Regions from separate parts of the Homo sapiens genome. Here all the other regions are linked to region 3. The links are chromatin contacts, found by Hi-C or POLR2A ChIA-PET in ENCODE. All regions are on one chromosome and are shown on one strand. Each heading gives the region's core, a stretch centred on a gene start or an enhancer-like site at or near the end of the contact. The rest is flanking DNA. Distances are from core to core; before and after follow the strand shown. Region 1 holds the start of ABCB9 (ATP binding cassette subfamily B member 9). Region 2 holds the start of PITPNM2 (phosphatidylinositol transfer protein membrane associated 2). Region 3 has its middle 49 kb from the start of MIR9902-1.

Region 1 (4,310 bases), core at 1,013-3,512, 320 kb before region 3:
GAAGAATGCTTGAACCCAGGAGGTGGAGGCTGCAGTGAGCCTGGGTGTCAGAGCAAGACTCCATCTCAAAAAAAAAAAAAAAAAAAAAGGTACAGAGGAATGAGAGACTGGAGAGCTTGCAAACTTGATCGCTGGAAAGCAACATCCATGTGAAGAAATAGCATGTGATGAGGCCGAATTGTTTCTGTCCGTTTCACATTTCTGACAGCTCCTGTTGATTTTTGCTATACTATGCTAGTAGTTACATAAAGGTTCAGTCATCCCATCTCTCCTAAAAATAATCCTTGTTCTCCTTTACTGAAAGTTTATCACATGCCAGGGGCTGCCCTCACTGGCCTTGTCACATTTTACCTTTACCTGATGCAGTCGATATCTTTATTACCCCATTTCTCTGATGAGAAAACAGGCTCAGATAGGCAAAGTCACCTCTTTAAGGTCACACAGCATAAATGACAGAGCCCAGCTCTGAGTGACTCCTGCTTTTTGGACAGTCCATCCAAGATATCGTCTTCAAGTACAATTAGATATTTGCCTTTGTTTTTGCACCAATAGTAACATGGTTCAACTTTATTCTCTCCTTGGTTTTTACTCAATACATTTAGGAGGTCATTCCATACCTTTATATAACTCTATGTCTTCTATTTTTTTTTTTCTGGCTACAGAGTATTCTGTTGAACAGGTGTTCTCTAATTATTTGGCCAGTTCCCTATGGAAGGGTATTTAGGTTATTTCCAGACTTTTGCTACTGTAGTAACTACCTTTAAGCTAGTACCTTAGCTCCCTTGCACAAGTCTATCTGTAGAGGAAATTCCTTCTGGGTTAAAAAAAAACATAGTGTTGTAAGTTCTGAACAAATTCCCCTCTAAAGAAGCTGTCCCACCAAGTAGCAGAGGACATTTCCAATTCAGAGAGTGCTCCAAAAAGCCTCTGTTCAGGGCTGGGCACACATGGCTCACGACTCTAATCCCAGCAGTTTGGAAGGCCAAGGAGGGCAGATCACTTGAGGTCAGGAGTTTGAGACCAGCCTGGCCAACATGGCTAAACCCCATCTCTACTAAAAATACAAAAATTAGCCAGGCGTGGTAGCGGACACCTGTAATCCCATCTACCTGGGAAGCTGAGGCAGGAGAATCACTTGAAGCTGGGAAGCAGAGGCTGCAGTGAGCTGAGAACTCGCCACTGCACTCCATCCTGGAGTCTCTGTCTCAGGAAAAAACAAAGCCTCTGATCAGAGGATCCAGGGATGTGGGCAGTTCTAGCCCCACCTGCTGCCCCTCTGGGCCGTAAGTCCACTCCCCCACCCACTTCCCACGGTTCAGGCCACATGGACCCTTTTCTGGTCCTCAAGTGGCCAAGTTGGTTCCCACCTCAGAGCCTTTGAACTTGCAGGCCTTAGCGTAGGATGTTCCTCCCTCCCCGTGGCTCACGCCTTCTCACCTTTCACTTACACAATTTTATTTATTTTACTGCATCCAGTACCTGAATGGCCTTATGCACTTACTTGCTGATGTTCTGTCCCCTTCACGCCATGAAGGCTGGGAGTTTTCTGTCTTTTCACACACAGCTGTGTTCCCAGCACCTGGCAGTCACTGAGGACATATCGCTGCCTCCCCTCTCCAATGCCCCGAATCCCTGATCTTGCACCAATTTTCTCCGTAAAATGTATTCCCTTCCAATATATCTCATTTGCTTATATGTGTTGTCTGACACCCTCACTAGAATGTCAGCTCCAGAAGGGCAAGGATCTTGTTTTGTTAATTGTTTAATTTCAAATGCTTAAAAGGGCATATGGCACGCCGTAGGCACTGGATAAATATCTGTTGGGTGAACGAATGAAAGAATAAGTGAATGAATGAGGACCATAACCCACCCTCCTGGACTGGCTGGCTGTCCCTCCAGGGAAAAAGGCCAGTTAAAAAGCTGGCCTCCTTCAGGTGAAACCATTTCCGTCCCCTCAGGATGGGCCCGTGGCTCCAGGTGGAGGCCAGCACGCAGTGTGGAGGGCCTGGTTGGCCAGATGTGGGAGGAGTTTGCCACAGGTGAGCAGGTGGCCAGCTGTGGCCCCGCCCCCAGGAGGCCCGTCCCCACCCGGAGGCTTCGCCAGCCCCCTCCTCGGGGGCCCCGCCCCGTCCAGGAAAGCCCGCCCACTCCTCCTGAGGCCCCGCCCCTCCCGGGAGGCTCCGCCGGTCCCTGCCCCAGGATCCCCGCCCCCTCCGTCACTGAGGCCCCGCCCCGTCCATCAGCCTGTCTCAACGCACGCCAGTCTCAGCTCCGACCTTGCAGCGGCGCAGCGCGGGTGGGAGGCGGGGAGGAGCAGCGGGAAGAGCGGAGCGAGGACCGCGTCCGGCGCAGTCTTCAATGAGCAGCGCGGAAACTGCACCCCAGACCCGAGCCTGCTGCGCGCCCCCTCCCAGAGCTCACCTGGTGCCAGGTAACAGGTAAGGGCAAGGCACCCTAGACCCCTGGTTTTGGGACCTTTCCAGGCCAGGGTGCCAGGCCAGGCACGCGTTGGGGGGCGTCTGGGCACCCCTGCCTCGGTGGGAATAGGCATCTCGGTTGAAGGTGGGAGCCTCCCTGGAGCCCTCCCGGAGCCCGCAGCCGCAGCTCCCAGCCCCCATCCCTGCAGCATCCTTTCCGCGCCCGTAGGGCGAATGTTGCCATTTTTTTTAACCCCCAAGGCGCCGCTGCCTCTTGGAAAATGTGGGAGGTGTTGGAGGATCCTGGGATGGCTGTCGTTCCCCCAGGACGGGGCTGGCGCGCCTTCTGAGGGCTCCCACTGTCCATGTCAGGGCTTCCCAGGGATCCTGAGCACCAGGGCTTTGGCAGAAGCCTGGGGGATCTGGCCTGTTCCTGCTGACCTGGGCAAAGCCCTTTTCTCAGTCTCCTCAGCAGGCCAGTGGGCTGCCGCTGCTCCCCGCCATCCACGCTGGCAGTGAGGCCTGTAGGTTCCCAGGGGAGCCTCTTTTATTTCTGGGCCTCTGGAAAAAAAAAAAAAGCCTCCTCCCCCGGCCTGACATTAACTGAGACAGCTTTAAGCTGGGCTGACAGGATCCCCGCCTCTGCCCATTCCCCTTTTCCGGATAGTGCAGGGCCGGGTGACAAGAGGAGGCTTGGAGGGAGGGCACCTCGCGCCTCTCTGCCTCTCCTAGAGCTGAGAGCACCTGAGACAGCTTCTCAAGTCCCAGAGTGAGGCTGGGCCCCACGTGGGCTGCCAGAGGCTCAGCAGGGATGAAATCAGGATGGACCCACGCAGACCCAGCCCGCTCCTGCCCCAGAGCCAGGGACCCCCACAGTCAGGCCCTCCCACCCAGCAGGCCTCTGTCAGTCAGTGCTTTGCTGCGCAGCGAATGGAATGGGCTTATCTGGGTCTGGGCCCACACCGGGGTAAAAAGCTCACCATGTCAGGGGTGAACCGAGGCCACTGGGCCACCCAAGTTCTTTGGCCCCTTTTCTTGCAATCCCTGAATAGCCTGGACAGGGGACCCCCGAGTCTCCATCCTGGAGACCCTGGATGCGGGTCTCCATCCTGCCTTCGTCCTTTTTCTGCGTGTCACTTAACCTCTTCTGTCTCCCCAGCTGTAAAACGAAGCTGATGACCACAGGGTCCTCCCAGGGAAGTGGGGAGGCCTGGCTGCTTTGGGAGGTGCCAGGCACATAGTAGGGCCCGGTGAAGGGTCTCTGTTGCAGTGTCATAATAACTTTTATCTATTGTCTCCTGGCCTTCTCTGCAAAGGGTCTCTGTTGCAGCGTCATAATAACTGCTATCTATCGTCTTCTGGCCTTCTCTGCAGCTGATGCCTAGAGATACCCCAACCAATGTCTCCTACCCTGGGAAGAAAAGCCTTTGACAAGACCCCTGGTGGGGACAAGGCCACTTGCTTATCCTGTGCCATTCTTTAGTGCACGGAGTCAGGGCGAGCCACCCCTGTCTTCCTGGGCCTTGTCCGGTTCTGGGTGGGGCCTATTCTGGCCACCACCTTGTCCTTGTCCCTCAGGCCAAGCAGGTCACCCATGTGCTCACAATTTGCCCTCCAGCTCCACCTGGCCGAGCCCAGCGCATCCTCTGAGTCAGGCAGTTGGAGAGCGGTGACAGGCCTCTAAGCAGCCTTGGCTGGTGGTCACGCTTCTGCCCAGTAGCTTTAAAAATAACGGAGTAACTGTCCCCACCGAGGACTGTAACCCGACCCGGGGCTGGAGTCCACTCTGCTAGGAGTCTGTGGTAGAAGGACTAGTGCTTGGGGGCAGGGACCCAGGTGCTAGCACTGCTCTGCCCCAGCCTGGTGGATGACCTGAGACAAGCCTCACCCCCT
Region 2 (4,091 bases), core at 978-3,477, 500 kb before region 3:
GTTTTTTAGCCACCAAAAATTTAACAAATTTGATAACCTGTCACGTGTAAGTTCAGAAAGCACTTTGGTCTTAATTGGTGACTTGGGGGTTATTTGGTATAAATATAGGTTGTTTTTCTAAAAATTATTGCCAGTATCCTCCAAATAATTGCCCCTTCAAATGTTTCATCTAAAGGTGACAGCTTGTGGGCAGAACCATGCACAGGAAGTGCCTGCCAGTGGGTGTTAGGAGATGTAGGTGGAGTCTGTGATAGCCAACCAAAAGCTATCCCCTTCTCGCCCAGAAAAGCCACGTGCTTTGCTGGACGCTACTTGAAATCTGAACTCTGCACCTACATATGTAGTAAAATTAGACACTTTTGTCACTTTAATTTTTAGATTATCTCAAGTTTTCACTAGATTTCAATGTGCCACTTGTGCTATGAGTCTTTAAGAAGCTTTAAAAAATAAATGCACACCTGTAGCCTTTTACCATTCAGACAGGTAGATTATATTTACCTGTCATGAGGGACCATGTATGGTTGACAGTTGCAGGTTTGATTAAATCCACTATATTGCACAAATTTTGCTGGAAATAATTTCCTGCCCTGCCAAGAGCTCTATGGTAGTTTGATAATAAACTACTACCCCAGTATTCTTAGGAACTGTGTTACTAAGTCTTTTCTGCCTGATTTGTACTTTATTTCCATAGACCCCTCAGATATGTGAGGAATCAAGCCATAAATGTGCATTTGCTGGACATTATGTACCATGTCATCTCTATGACTACAGATTTCAAGGATAATTTTTACATCTAACAATTTCACTGTAACAGTGACCGATAATGTGAGAAATGTGCTTTTTACAGTGCTGCTGGTGGGTAGACAAGTGCTTGCTGCAGTTGTTTCTGAATCTAGCCAGATGCTGGAGTCGTGAAGCTGTAAGCTCCGCGGGAGCAGGGACCATCTCTCTTTCTTGCACTACAGGCACTCAATAAATACTTGTGGCTGTGAACTGGCGTGTGGCCTTTGTGTGTTTATTTCTGCTAGCTGGCTGCAGGAGCGGGTTGTTGGTGATTTTAAGTCCCAGGCATAGAGAAGTCCTTGAGTTATGGGTTAAGGGGCGTCCATCCAGGAGCACAGTTCCCGTTGGGACTCTGTGGGCTCCGCAGATCTTTCTGGATGGATCCTAGGGCACCTCTTGGTGGAGGGAAGGAGCTGAAGCGTTCTAGGTGATGGTGGTACGCCTTGGTCCTCCTCTGCGTGGTCATGGTCAGGGGCACCTGGAGGCGAGTCGGGAACGATGGCCTTCCTGGCCCGTTCAGTTGGGTTCTGCCGTGACCCCAGGAGGTGAGCAGCTGTCAGGGGCTCGGCCTCCCCGGCTTCATCTGGAGTCATCTAGGCCGCCTTAATTTTAGCTTGTCCTCTCTCCTCCAGGGGAGCACCGCCGTCTCCTCAGCCTTATAAGGTGACAAGTAGGGATGGGTCACACATCACTAAGTTTTAGGTGTGCTCTCTTTAGTTCCATGACTTCAGATTTTGCCAAACAAGTCCACCCTGGCTCAACCTAACAAACACCTCATGTTTTTAAGGAATGTCACCAGGCGCTCCCCCACCGGGGGCTCTTCCCATTGGAGAGCCCTGTCGTGCCAGATCATCCGGATTAAACTGTTCGTGATCCTCTTCCAGCTACTCCCTGAGGTGGGGACCGGGACGGCTGCGCTCCCGGCTCTGCCGTTCCCTGGGCCGCGGCCCGGGCGTCCTGAGGGGAGAGCGCGGACCCACCGTGTGGCGAGCACCGCGCCCGGGGCTGGGCTTCGGTGAGCTGCCCGCTGCGCTCTGCCCTCCCTGGTTTACCATTTCGCTCCTAAGAAACTTCATTTTTTAAAATGAGGCTGTTTTAAGAGTCACAGTGGCCGCAAGTCGGCCGGTTCCCGCCCCCGAGTGCGCTCGGCTGCTGCGGACGGTGGGCGAGGAGCCCGGGGCGGGGATCCGCGCCGCCGCCCCCGAGTCCAGTCCCGGGCCCTGAGGACACGGGCGAGCCGGGGAGGAGCGGGGTCGCCGCGGCAGGTCTGAGGAACCAGGCGGGCTGCCCGAGTCGGAGAGGTTTCTTCCGGCGGAGGCGGCGGGGCCGGGCCGAGACTCCGCAGGGACGCGCCCCCGCCGCCGCCGCCGCCGCTCCCCCGCGCGGCCTGAGGAGGCGCCGCCGCCACTGAGGGAATGCGAGCCCGGCCCGGCGCGCGCGGGCAGCAGCGGCCGCTGGGGTGCGCGGGGCACCGCGGCGCCGCGGCGTAGAGCTGTCCAGCCGGCCCCGGCCGCCCGCCCGGCGCTTCCTTCTCAGCTCGCGGCCGCCTCAGCGAGAGCCGCCCGCCAGCACGTGCGCCGCCGCCGCCCGCCTGCGACGCTCGGGAGCAATGCCCGCCGGGGCTCTGCCGCTCGCCCGGGGCCAGCAGGCGGCGGGGGCGCGCGGGGCGCAGCCGGCCGGGCCGGGGCCGCGGGGCGGGCGCTCCCCGTGAGGCGGCGTGAGGTGGCGGCGGCCCAGCCGGGGCCCCGAAGAGGACAGAGCCCGCGGCCGCGCCGAGCGGGGTGAGTGCGTCCGGGCGGCCGCTCCGCAGGCCCGCGGTGAGTCCCGCAGTGCCGGGCGCTGGCCGGGGACCTGGGGATCTGGGCGGCGGCTCCCAGAGAGGCCCCGGCCCGCCCGCCCGCCGAGCCTCCAGCCCGCCGGGGGCTGGAGGAGGGAGCGGAGACCCGGGCAGGGAGGAGGGTGTGGCGTACGGGAGCCCCGCTCGGGAGACCGCCCGAGCCTGGCCTCAGTGAGTCGCCGGCCCTGGATCCGTGCCCGAAACGCTGATTTCCGAATTTCCGTCGGTCGCGACCGCGTGGGGGACCCCCGCCAGGGACAAGTGTCATAGCGGTCGGGGGGCAGGCGTGGGCAGTGCCGGTGCCAGGGCGAGGAAGGGGCTATCGGGAGGAAGCGGAGGTGAGCCCCCGGCCCGCCTTCTCTGCTTCCCGCCTCCAGCTGAACGTCCCCAGGCCCGGGCCGTGGCCTCTGCTTGTCGGGGGCCCAGGGTTGGGGTGTGGCCCGTCTCCATCCTCAGTGCCCCCTTCGTGTGGTAATGGGGTGCCGGCTCTGTCTTCTTCCCACCCCGAATCCTTTCTTATCCGTGGCAGGGCTGATCGGGGGGCCTTGGGGAGAGGGAAAGTTCAGTGTCCCCCGCCCCAGTGTGCACTGCCTCCCCGCAAGAAATCCCAAACGGCCACTCCAGGTGAACATAGTGCGCGCGGTGCAAATGTCATTTCAAGGCAAGTCCTCCAGGCTTGTCCCCTTTCCACCGACTTGCTCCTGCAGAGACATCCTGCACTCCTCTCCCTCCCACTGAAGTGTGGGCTGGGTGCCTCTCCAAACACCCCGGCCTACCTGCCTCCCCCACCCAGAGTCGGGATTCTTCAAAGGAGACCTCACTGGAACATCTGTCTTTGTCCACAACCAGCTCTCTCCCCGGCCTCCACCTGGGAGTGACCAGAGCTGCTAGGATAGACCCCCCACTTCTGGAGGGAAGGCAGTAAGTGCTCCCCTTCATCTGAATCTCCCCTAACATCCATCCCCCAGACTCCTCTCTGCTCTGAACTCCCACTGCCTGCTATCTGTATCTCCTGTGTAACTCTTATCACCGTCTGCCTTATTTTATAGTTACTTTTCCATCTGCCTTATCTCCCCTGCTGGACGGTGAGCTCCCGGGCTGGAGTTGATTCATCTCTGGTCTCCTGCCCTGGTCAGTACCCTGCGTGGAGTCAGTGTCTCCGTGGAGCAGAAGGCCCCTCCAACGCTTGCCTCTGGGACCATAGCTTGTCTGATTCCTGGACTGTTGCTGTTAAATTACTTTCCTTCCATGAAGGGACTGTATTCTGTGGTTGGAATGGACTTCCAGCCCTCTCCCACTGCAGAGAGAAACACAATGAGTTAGGAAGGGCTGTTTTTCTTGTAAGGAGTGGCTTGCCAAGTGAACAGGACAGTACATCCTCTGCCCTGAAGATGGCCAGGCAAAGACTCCAGATTCTCTGGGTAGTGAGTGTTGAATGGGCCATTCTCTCTCCTGGTCTTCCCCAGCTGCT
Region 3 (3,842 bases), core at 758-3,257:
ATGGTGGTTGCCGGGAGCTGGGGTGAGGAAGAATGGGGAGTCAGTGTTTAATGGGTCCAAAGTTTCAGTTTCACAAGATCGAACTGGAGATGGATGGTAGTGATGATTGTATAAGAAAATAAATGTATTTAATGCCACTGGACTGAACACTTAGAAGTTATTAAGACGGCAAATTTTATGTATACTTTACTATAAGTTTTGTTTTTGAGACAGTCTCACTCTTTCGCCCAGGCTGGAATGCAGTGGCACAATCTCGGCTCACTGCAACCTCAGCCTCCAGGTTCAAGCAATCCTCCTGCCTCAGCCTCCCTAGTAGCTGGGATTACAGACATGTGCCACCATGCCCAGCTAATTTTTGTATTTTTAGTAGAGACGGGGTTTTGCCATGTTGGCCAGGCTGGTCTCGAACTCCTGACCTCAGGTGATCCACCTGCCTTGGCCTCCCAAAGTGCTGGGATTAATTACAGGTGTGAGCCACCGTGCCCGGCCTATTTTACTATAATTTTTAAAAACTAAAACATGGAAATAATATGATTCCTAATCTATACTGGGAATGTTCTGTTACCTGATCTGAGTGTTGTCACACGGGCATGATGACTTCATGAAAGTCTATTATAATTTCTGTATTTTTCTGTATGTTAGTTGACTTCAGTAAAACTTATGATTATTACTTCTATTTATTATTATTATCATCATCATTGTTATTAGAGATGGGGTATCATTATATTGCCCAGGCTGGTCTTAAACTCCTGGGCTCGCATAATCTTCCCACCTTGGCTTCCCAAAGTGCTGGGATTACAGGCGTGGGCGACTGTGTCTGGCCAGATTATTTCTAATCAATAACTACACAGAAAGCACACTGTTATTTAAAGGATTCTATACTTCACCCAAAGGCAGAAGCAGTGGAAATTGAGAAAGGAGGTTGTAGTAGGTTGAAGGTTGAAGAGTGCCCTCTGCTAAATTCATGTCTTCCGGGAACCTCAGAAGGTGACCTTATTTGGAAATGGGGTCTTTGCAGATGGAATTAAGATAAGGATCAAGATGAGATCATATAGGATTAGGGTGGGCAATGACAGTGTCCTTAGAAGAGACAGAAGAGGCCAGACAGAGAAGAAGTCCACATGAAGACAGAAGCAGTGATTGGAGTGACGTGGCCATGAGCCAGGGGATGCCTGGAAAAGACAGAGAAGGATCCTCCCCTAGAGACTTTGGAGAGAGTGTGGATCTGCTGGCAGCTTGATTGCTGACTTCTGGCCTCCAGAACTATGAGAAAATAAACTTCTGTTGTTTTGGCGAGGCATGGTGGCTGACACCTGTAATCCCAGCACTTTGGGAGGCCAAGAGCAGGTGGATCACTTGAGGTCAGGAGTTAAAGAACAGCCTGGCCAACATGGCGAAACCCTGTCTCTACTAAAAATTAGCCGTGTGTGGTGGCACATGCCTGTAATTCCAGCTACTTGGGAGGCTGAGGCAGGAGAATCGCTTGAACCCGGGAGGTGGAGGTTGCAGTGAGCCAAGATCACGCCATTGCACTCCAGCCTGGGGGACAGAGTGAGACTCCATCTCCAAAAAAAAAAAAAAGCCAACAAAAAACATCTTTTTCATTGTTTCTTACAACCCTTATCACTTACGTTTTCATTTCACCCTCGCTGTCAGCTTCCCTTTGTCCTTCCGAAAGCACAGAAGTAAAAATGAAACATAGAAAAATCCCACCGGTAATCTAGACCGAGCCAGAAGAATGTACCTTTCTGAGAAAAGACCACCCATCAATAGATCTGCACGTGGGGATCTTGTGTTTACATGCCAAACTCGTGAATGGTAGAGCTGTCACCCTAAATGTGGTACCCTGTGGCCGGTTATGAGTCATTAAAAAAAAGGGAGACAGAGATTCACCGGCACATGTGTTCATACTGCTTGATGATGAAACTTTTCTTAGATCTGACCAAAACACCAACTGCCAAGCACATGGCACCACGGGGAAGGGGGAGGGATGAAGTTTTGTAAATTACCACTTCTTCTTTTGAGGTATGAAATATAATGTGGGTTATGAGTAATGTACCCTTTTAAGATATAACCAAGTTACCAAGCCTACCTAAATAACATCAGAAAACATGAGTTGACAATCATTTGGTTTTGAGGTAATAACATTTCCTCCTGATTCATTACATTAGCTCTTTGAATATAAGGAATGTCCTAATGCTTCCTACATATATGTATATTCATATTAAATGAGACAGTTTCAAGCAATTCCAGGAACTTGGATATTAAGTAACTATCATGTCATAAAGAGGGAGTGGGAGTTAGTTAGGCAAAGAGGGAAGGGGAGCAAAGACTTGAAACAGCATGAAACGTGCAGAGAATTGTATCCCGGATACAAGACAGGGAGTGAAAAAGTCTGACCAGAGAGTCTTTTTTTTTGTTGTTAATTTGTATTTTTGTTTATTTATTTATTTTTGAGACAGTCTTGCTCTGTTGCCCAGGTTGGAGTGCAATGGTGCAATCTTGGCTCACTGCAATCTCCGCCTCCCAGGTTCAAACAATTCTCCTGCCTCAGCCTCCCCAGTAGCTGGGATTACAGGCACGCGCCACCACGCCCAGCTAATTTTTGTATTTTTAGTACAGATGGGGTTTCACCATGTTGGCCAGGCTGGTCTCAAACTCCTGACCTGAAGTGATCCACCTGCCTCAGCCTCCCAAAGTGCTGGGATTATAGCTGTGAGCCACCGTGCCAGCCTTTTGTTGTTAATTTTTAATTTTTAACTTTTAGGTACATAGTAGGTGTATATATTTATGGGATACATGAGATATTTTGACACAGGCATGCCATGCGTAATAATCTCATCAGGGTGAATGGGGTGTCCATCACCTTAAACATTTATCCTTTGGGTTACAAACAATTCAGTTATACTCTTTTAGTTATTTTAAAATGTACAATTAAATTATGTTGACTATAGTCACTCTGTTGTGCTATCAATACCAGGTCTTATTCATTCTTTCTATTTTATTATTATTATTATTATTATTTTTGAGACGGAGTTTCACTCTTGTTGCCCAAGCTGGAGTGCAATGGCGTGATCTCAGCTCACTGCAACCTCTGCCTCCTGGGTTCAAGCGATTCTCCTGCCTCAGTCTCCCGAGTAGCTGGGATTACAGGCACGTGCCCCCACGCTCAGCTAATTGTTTGTATTTTTAGTAGAAACGGGGTTTCACCATGTTAGCCAGGCTGGTCTTGAACCCCTGACCTCAGGTGATCCACCCGCCTCGGCCTCCTGAAGTGCTGGGATTACAGGCATGAGCCACCGTGCCCCGCCCATTCTTTCTATTTTCTGTACCCATTAGCCATCCCCACGTCCCCCTCCTCCCCCAACTCCACTACCCTTCCCAGCCTCTAGTAACCATCCTACTCTCTATCTCCATGAGTTCGATTGTTTCAATTTTTAGCTCTCACAAATAAGTGAGAGCTTGTGAAGTTTGTCTTTCTGTACCTGGCTTATTTCATTTAACAGAATGACCTCCAGTTTCATCCATGCTGTTGCAAATGACAGGACCTTATTCTTTTTTATGGCTGAATAGTACTCCATTGTGTATATGTAGCATATTTTCTTTATCTGTTGATGGACACTTAGGTCTCTTCAAGTCTTAGCTATTGTGAATAGGGCTGCAATAAACATGGAGTGCAGCTATCTCTTCCATATACTGATTTCCTTTCTTCTAGGTATACACTCAGTAGTGGGATTGCTGGATCATATGGTAGCTCTATTTTAAGTTTGTTAAAGAACCTCCAAACTTCTCCATAGTGGTTGCACTGATATGGGAGTGCTGGGAGGGGAAGAGCGTGGTCC

The links. A loop is a pair of places that touch in the nucleus more often than their neighbours do. ChIA-PET counts read pairs that join two places held with the same protein, here RNA polymerase II (POLR2A). Pooled maps may share reads with other maps.
Region 1: a loop to region 3 is called in a map with no recorded cell type, with 2.7 times the contacts of the local background. The contact joins the promoter of ABCB9 here to the enhancer-like site in region 3. A Hi-C loop is called at or near these places in 13 of 168 maps with a recorded cell type or tissue (A673, CD4-positive, alpha-beta T cell, Calu3 and 9 more), 14 of 37 single-sample maps with no recorded cell type and 25 of 50 pooled maps. POLR2A ChIA-PET finds 5 or more read pairs at or near these places in 4 of 52 experiments (GM10248, RWPE1, WTC11 and 1 more).
Region 2: a pooled map shows a loop between it and region 3 (2.4-fold over the local background). The contact joins the promoter of PITPNM2 here to the enhancer-like site in region 3. A Hi-C loop is called at or near these places in 1 of 50 pooled maps. POLR2A ChIA-PET finds 5 or more read pairs at or near these places in 3 of 52 experiments (Panc1, activated naive CD4-positive, alpha-beta T cell and naive thymus-derived CD4-positive, alpha-beta T cell).

What each region holds. Positions count from the first base shown.
Region 1 is chr12:122,964,415-122,968,724 of GRCh38, reverse strand. ABCB9 (ATP binding cassette subfamily B member 9) reads left to right here and starts at 2,262. Exons shown (of 12, transcript NM_019625.4): 1 at 2,262-2,438. RefSeq lists a silencer at 1,954-2,243 and enhancers at 2,008-2,813, 2,814-3,621.
Region 2 is chr12:123,149,226-123,153,316 of GRCh38, reverse strand. PITPNM2 (phosphatidylinositol transfer protein membrane associated 2) reads left to right here and starts at 2,227. Exons shown (of 26, transcript NM_020845.3): 1 at 2,227-2,564. It also overlaps a transcript of MPHOSPH9 not described here. RefSeq lists silencers at 1,844-2,043, 2,064-2,323, 2,344-2,483, 2,584-2,673.
Region 3 is chr12:122,645,101-122,648,942 of GRCh38, reverse strand. No RefSeq gene overlaps it. Among named protein-coding and RNA genes, the nearest start is that of MIR9902-1, 49 kb to the left of the region's middle. RefSeq lists enhancers at 1,581-1,640, 1,731-1,800. Within about 2 kb of position 2,007, at least 3 of the 41 ENCODE cell types and tissues checked have a DNase peak (open chromatin) inside an H3K27ac peak, as active enhancers do; they include mammary epithelial cell, where a contact is called at or near this core.